Regions from separate parts of the Homo sapiens genome. Here region 2 is linked to region 1. Evidence: chromatin contacts called from ENCODE Hi-C or POLR2A ChIA-PET data. All regions are on one chromosome and are shown on one strand. Each heading gives the region's core, a stretch centred on a gene start or an enhancer-like site at or near the end of the contact. The rest is flanking DNA. Distances are from core to core; before and after follow the strand shown. Region 1 overlaps LOC105378983 (a long non-coding RNA gene). Region 2 has its middle 53 kb from the start of PLK2.

The links. A loop is a pair of places that touch in the nucleus more often than their neighbours do. ChIA-PET counts read pairs that join two places held with the same protein, here RNA polymerase II (POLR2A). Pooled maps may share reads with other maps.
Region 2: a loop to region 1 is called in a pooled map, with 2.1 times the contacts of the local background. The contact joins two enhancer-like sites. A Hi-C loop is called at or near these places in 1 of 168 maps with a recorded cell type or tissue (PC-9) and 2 of 50 pooled maps. POLR2A ChIA-PET finds 5 or more read pairs at or near these places in 1 of 52 experiments (A549).

The regions. Positions count from the first base shown.
Region 1 is chr5:58,186,977-58,190,162 of GRCh38, reverse strand. It overlaps LOC105378983 (a long non-coding RNA gene), which reads left to right. Exons shown (of 4, transcript XR_948350.2): 4 at 1,722-3,186. Among named protein-coding and RNA genes, the nearest start is that of LINC02101, 66 kb to the right of the region's middle. Within about 2 kb of position 1,767, at least 5 of the 41 ENCODE cell types and tissues checked have a DNase peak (open chromatin) inside an H3K27ac peak, as active enhancers do; they include PC-9, where a contact is called at or near this core.
Region 2 is chr5:58,405,912-58,409,257 of GRCh38, reverse strand. No RefSeq gene overlaps it. Among named protein-coding and RNA genes, the nearest start is that of PLK2, 53 kb to the left of the region's middle. RefSeq lists an enhancer at 2,343-2,991. Within about 2 kb of position 1,782, at least 3 of the 41 ENCODE cell types and tissues checked have a DNase peak (open chromatin) inside an H3K27ac peak, as active enhancers do; they include PC-9, where a contact is called at or near this core.

The DNA.
Region 1 (3,186 bases), core at 518-3,017:
TTACAATGTCCTTCTGCACATTTTGTCACTTCTGTTTGTTTGAGTCTATAATGTGCTTATGAAAGTGTTGTCTGTCTTGGCACACACATCAGAGGAGTCCAGGTAGAACCTAGAAATGTAGTTACCCAAATTAGGTGATGGTCAGCTTAAAAATCACTTTAAATGGCATGCTTATACAGTGACTAAGTTGATGTTTGTGTGTGGCCTTATTCATCTGTTACCATATTTACCCAGTGTGATTTTGGGGGAAAAATGAATGCCCTCCTAGTCAGTCATACTCCTCTTCATCAATATTAGTTCTGATTACTTCAACTGAATTTCTTAATGATTTGATGTTTAATGTTTAAAGCCTAATTGTTTATCAGCTATTGAAAATAATACATGGCTACTAATTAAGATGCTTTAAAATATACCAGTGATTTTTATTTCTTTAAAACAATAACTTAAAACAATAGCTATTAAACTCTAGATAACTAAAATTGGAAATTATTACCCAACAGAAACTCCACACCTGATCTCCAACTGACAGGAGTAGGGCTTTATCAGAATATCTGAGAGGGAGAGACAGAGATTCTGCTCCCTCCATCTCGTTAGCCCCTGCTGAGCCAGAACATGTGATCTGAAGCAGAAATGGAAGGAAAAGCAGTTTTTGCAATGCTATAGAGACAGAGTGCCCTATCCCTACCAGCCTGTAAGTTGGAAGTTCCATGGTGTCACAAAAACTAATTAATACTAAAGTTAGTACTTACTCTTCCTTTCTTATTTTCCCAGGAGGATTACTGTGAATAGGCTTGCCTCCTAGGCCACTCAGAATTTGTATGTTGACAAAATATGTCTCCTTTGGACATGTAAGGAGATATAAAATGTATGCAAAGTCACATCATATTATTTGACTGGGCATTCCATTTTGTCAGTTTATATTTTATACTTTATTATTTTAGGGGCAAACATCTATAAAAACAGGGTTCTGTATTGTCACTCGGGTTTGGTTCATGCTCAGAGTTTTCTTAACAGCATTCCTGTTGTTGTATAACTTTAAAATTAGATGAGAACAAAAATTTCACTCTGAAGCCGGAACAACATGGAACCTGGATTTTGGGTTAAATTGCTTAAAAGAATAATCCCCACTTTCTTTCTTTTTTCTGATGACTATGTTTTGGGGCTACTCCTAAGTCTTGTCCTCTGAGGCCACCAAGCCATGCATATCTAATCCAATAAAATTAGAACGTGAGATTCTCCAAAGATTCCAAGTGTCTTAAGGCACTGAAAATACAGACATGATGTTTTCATATAATTCTACACAGTTATTATTACAAAGTGATTTATTTTAACTTTAGATTAGGGAAAAGAAAATTTGTATGTAATTTAGTTTTAAAATAATATATGTTAAAAATAATTTAAATAATAAATTAAATTGAATCCTTAAAAGAATAATTGCAGATTTGGAAGAAAAAAGCTTTATCCAAGACTGTGGATACTTTAAGGAGTCTGTTAGCTTACTTTCCCTTTACTTTCAATTTGCAATTGTTGGAAACTATACTGGATATCCACCACTAAAACACAATCAGCTCTTGCTTAGATTAAAAATTTCTAAGGCCTTTAGCTTTGATTTCAGTTTTGCAATATGCTGTAACTGCCAGGACAGTGACCCCTGGTGAAGACAAAGGTTTGAGTATCAGATCGCTTGATATGATTAAGCACATTCCTGTTTCATTCCACAGATACCAATATTAAGTCAGACGTGAAACTCCCTTTTGATGCCTATCACTATGCTCTGACTCGCTGCACAACTTAACCTCTTGGTGACTCCAGTTCCTTGTTTGCAAGTGGAGATGAACAGGTCTGCTGTGAGGATTGAATAGAATAATACATGTAAAAGATGCGTTATTTGCTTGATACCCAGCCTGGTACACATGAAGGATTACTAAATAGTTTACATGAACATTATTACTACCTAATTGTTTTTAATTCAGGAAAATGTAGAAGCTACAACATCAGAATATGCTTCTGTAGTAGTACTTTTGCCTCTAGTTCAGTACCCTGTCAACCACCACATGAAGTGGTGTAACAAGACATAATTGAAACACTATTGTAATGAAAGGAACACTAGACATGCAGTCAGAAATCTGGGCTCAATTTCTGAAATGCATGTAGCATTTACCATATGCCAGGTACTGCTGTTAAGTATTTAACATACATTAACCTAAGCTGTCATAACAATCCAGTAAGGTAGGTGCTGTTATTACCCTCATTTTCTGATGAGGACACTGATACAAAAGAAGTTAAGTAACTTGCTCCAAATTATACATATTTGGCAAGCTATGGAGCCAGAATTTGAACCCAGACAGGCAGCTTCCAGTCCATGCTTCATAGCCTTTGGACTCTGTGAGCTTCAGTTTTCCCAACGGCACAATGAGAATAATAATCTTACAGTCATCTCACAGAGTCCTTGCAAGAATTTAATATGATGGTAAATCTAAACTGCCCTGGAACTGAAAAAGACTGTACAAATATAAAGGATTATTGTTATTAAGATTCTTAACCAAAATGCATCACTATCTGTATAAACAATGAGACAGGGTATAGCTGAAGTAATACCACTAAAGATGTGATGTTATAAGCATTCCAAGTGCCAAGTGCCAACAAAAATATTTTTCCCAGTGAACCTCAATATCTCAATGTTATTACCTGAAAGAGAAATTGAAATTATTTATCATTTTTTGAAGGTACTATTTGAACACTTAAAATTGTTTACTCTCTAACTTTTAGAGTTAATATTTTTTCAGAATGTCAAAGAAGCTCTTCTTACATGTTCAGAAGTGACTGTAGCAGGGCATGTTTAAATGGGCATGTAAATGTGAAGTCCTGTCCTATGAATGGTAAACTCACAGAGTGAATTCATTTTGCCTTTTGGGTCAGTGTAATTACCTATTGATTTTTAGGAAAGAAAGAAAAACTGACATTCACAACCTTTGCTCTTTAATTTCTGAACAGAATTACGGCCTAAATGGAAGAATGATGTTGTTTATCTGTTAGCACCTTTCAGAGACAAGGCCAATACTTCAAATTACTTGTGCATAATTGGTGCTCAGTAAACATTTTTGGGTTAAAAGCTTAACCCCATACAGATAGTTCCTGCTCCATTAGACAGATTCATATCACATTCCTAATCAAGCCTCTGATAGG
Region 2 (3,346 bases), core at 533-3,032, 220 kb before region 1:
TACACAATTTAGTCTGGCTCAGTGAATCTGAATTTTTACATAAACAATAGGGCAGAGGAAGCAATCAGGCATGCATTTGTCTCAGGTGAGCCTCAGAGGGATGACTTTGAGTTCTGTCTGTCCTTTGTCCACAAGGAACTTCCAGTGGACAAATTGCGAGGGAGTTATGTAGCTTCTCATCTTTGTGGCTATCTTACTTAGGAATAAAATGGGAGGTAGGTTTGCTTGACATAGTTCCCAGATTGATTTTTCTCCTGGTTTAGTGACTTTGGGGTCCTGAGATTTATTTTCCTTTCACACTACTATCCTCAGAAAGAGGATGGTGAGAGGATATTGAGGGTTGTATCACTATAGCCATCTTTCCCTTTCACTAGTTTGATATGTCTAGAACTGAAAAGATCAAGATGTGAGGAGCATGGAGTTATATCCACACATCACCCGTGGGCTCCAAATTTCCCCAGGATTATTTAGTGTCATTAGACATGACAATGAGAAGGGGACAGAGTAAGGAAGGAGTGCCAAGGGCCATGCTGGGGATGAAAGATGTCAGATGGGCAGCTAGAGAAACCACACAGTGCCACACAGGAATGGTGGCTAAGGTGAGGACAAGTGACTGTTGGGGTTAGGCAGCAAGCATTGGGATCTCTGGAAGAGAGAGGGTGACATGGTCCCATCTGAAAGACACATGACCCCACAGTCTTCTGCCAGAACTAAGAAGCATGTTTGGGAGCAGCTCAGCATTAAAGACTTTAGACTCTTTCCCATGCATCCTGTTTGAACAATATATATGTATGTATTTCCTCCTGGAGGGCAAAAGCAAGAATTGAAAAAACACAGGCTGTGATAAATCAGAAAGATTTGTATAATACAATAAATAAAAAAGGGTTGGACATCTTTAGGAAGCAGGAAAAACTCCAGCAGTTAAAACTGAGAACAGAGTGTTCAGGAGGTAATGAATAGGCCAATCTGGCTGAGGCAAAAAACTTGTCTGGTGAGATAGTAAAAGACAAGATTGAAAGGTAGGTAGGAGCCAGACTGCAGAAGAGTATGAATTCCAGGAAGAAAATCTACATGTTTTGAACATCTTTTATCTGCTAAGCAATTTAACATACATGAAGTCATTCCATCTGCACTATAGTCACCAGTTTTATTTTTAAATTTATTATCGTAGTTCTCATTTTACTGATGAGGAAAATGAACTTCAGAGAAGCTAAGTAACTTATCCAAGTTTAGAGGTAGACAAGAGATTTGAACCCAAGTTTATCTGAGTCCAAAACCTGAATACTTTTTGCTGTCCCAAGATAGTAGAATTTAACGAGGGGGTTCTTCAGAAATATCATGAAATTAGTGTCCCAGGAAGATTAAAGTATCTATGGTGAACTGAAGCAGAAAGCCAAGTGGTATGGAGCATTTTTAGAAAGTCATTTCGGAGCACAGCCTAGACCAGGGTGGTGGTAATGGAAAGGGATTGACATCAGAGACCCTCCTAAAGAAGAGTCTGCAGAATTGGTGTCCGACTGAATAGCTGATGAAGAAAAGGGAAGAACCAGGCTAAGCAGTGAAAGGAAGACTTGATATGAATTTCTGAGACTGAGTGTCAAGCCTGGTTCTGTTTGTAATGTGAATTTGCCAAAAGCAGGATCTCTTGAAACTGCATGGCCTTGTCTGCAAAGCAAAGATTGGATTAAGTATCCTTTAAGACTTTACCCAGCTCTGAAATTCCTGACATCTCTGACTCAAAGATGACTCAAGGTTGCAAGTTTGGGTGGCTGGAAGAACATTGTTTGATTGATGCAAATACACTGATATTTCCTAACAGTGTATTATAATGTTTTGGGATGGAGAAAAGGGTTTTCAGCCTTGTTTGTGGCTTTCACTCATATGCACCTGTGGGCTTCACCTGATTTTTGCACTGTGAAAATCCCTCCATCCCCTTTCCATTTACCATCCCTCTGTCTTCTAGCCACAGCTCTGCATTCCAGTTCCTAGTTTCCCCTGCCTTTTGCTGATTCCACACTGACTAATCACTTTTAGTCTTGCAAAGTGTCTATAGTTCACTAGTCTGTAGCTACCAATCTGCTAACTTTTTCTTGTTAGGATTAACAAAAGACAAGACCAGAAAACCTTTTCATATAAATGATTTGCCAAAGAAACCTTTCCAGTTCAACAAAAGAAACGGTGTATCTTGAAGTCATCACCACAATAAGATCTAGAGTATGGATAGAAACTTTTTCATCACCACGATAAGATCTAGAGTATGCATAGAACTTTTCTCCAAATAATTTTAATCCTCTTTAACAAAAATACAACATATGAAAACATAATTGGTAAAATTAATGAATTAGGAAACCATTTCCTTCTTGGAAAGAGCTTTTCAGAAGAGACTCTCTTAAATAGTGAAATTATCTGAAGCATTTAAAATATGACTCAAATGTTAAAAAATGTTATTAGCATGACAGTTTAAAGCATTTACATACATGTAACATAGGGTACACTTGTGAAAGGGAAGGTAACCATTGTAATCACATTAGTAATCAACCTAAAACAATGTTTGGAGAAAGTAGGCTGCACCTAATGTTCCAAGATTTTTGCTGACTGAGAAGCACCACAGGAAATATGGTAATAAACTCTTCCCCAACATTCTAGTTGAGATGAGATTTGCAAAACAATAGGGAGCGCTGGTCATCAAGGTGAATTCTTAGACATCTCTTGACCAAGTCATTTTCTTCAATGAATCAGGTAACACTGCAGACAAAAAGGCCTAAATTTTCACCACATTCTTGCAAAGCAGGGCTGCAAGGCAGCGTTGAATCCTTTAGTGAGACTAAGTGGGCCACTGGCTTGTTATAGGTCTTCAGGGATTTCAGAAAATTCCCCTGTCAGCCACACGTGTCTCTCAGACCTGACATTCCATTGTTAGAAACTTTCTTTAATGTTAAGGAATTTTGATTCCAAGAATATTAGTTAAATGCAAATACATGACCTGGATAACAAAACACAGATATGGCATCAATTCCTGCCTCTACCACTTAGTGTCTTTGGAGTTTTAGATCATTTATACAACCCCTTTTTGTCCCTCTTAACTTCACAAATTTGTCTTTGATAGTATCTTCCTGTAATGGAGTTCATTATAGAATTATTTAATTTTCAAATGAAGAAATTAATGTCACCTGTCATGGAATCATAGAATTGGATGAATGTCTAAAAATCTCTTTTATACTACAAGTGATGGATCCCATAAAGGCAAAATAACATACCCAAACCCCAATCCAATAAATGCATAATGTGCTGAGCAGGTCAGCTGGGGAAGAGCAGAGGAGCTTGGCATAGCTCTTATCTGCTACTG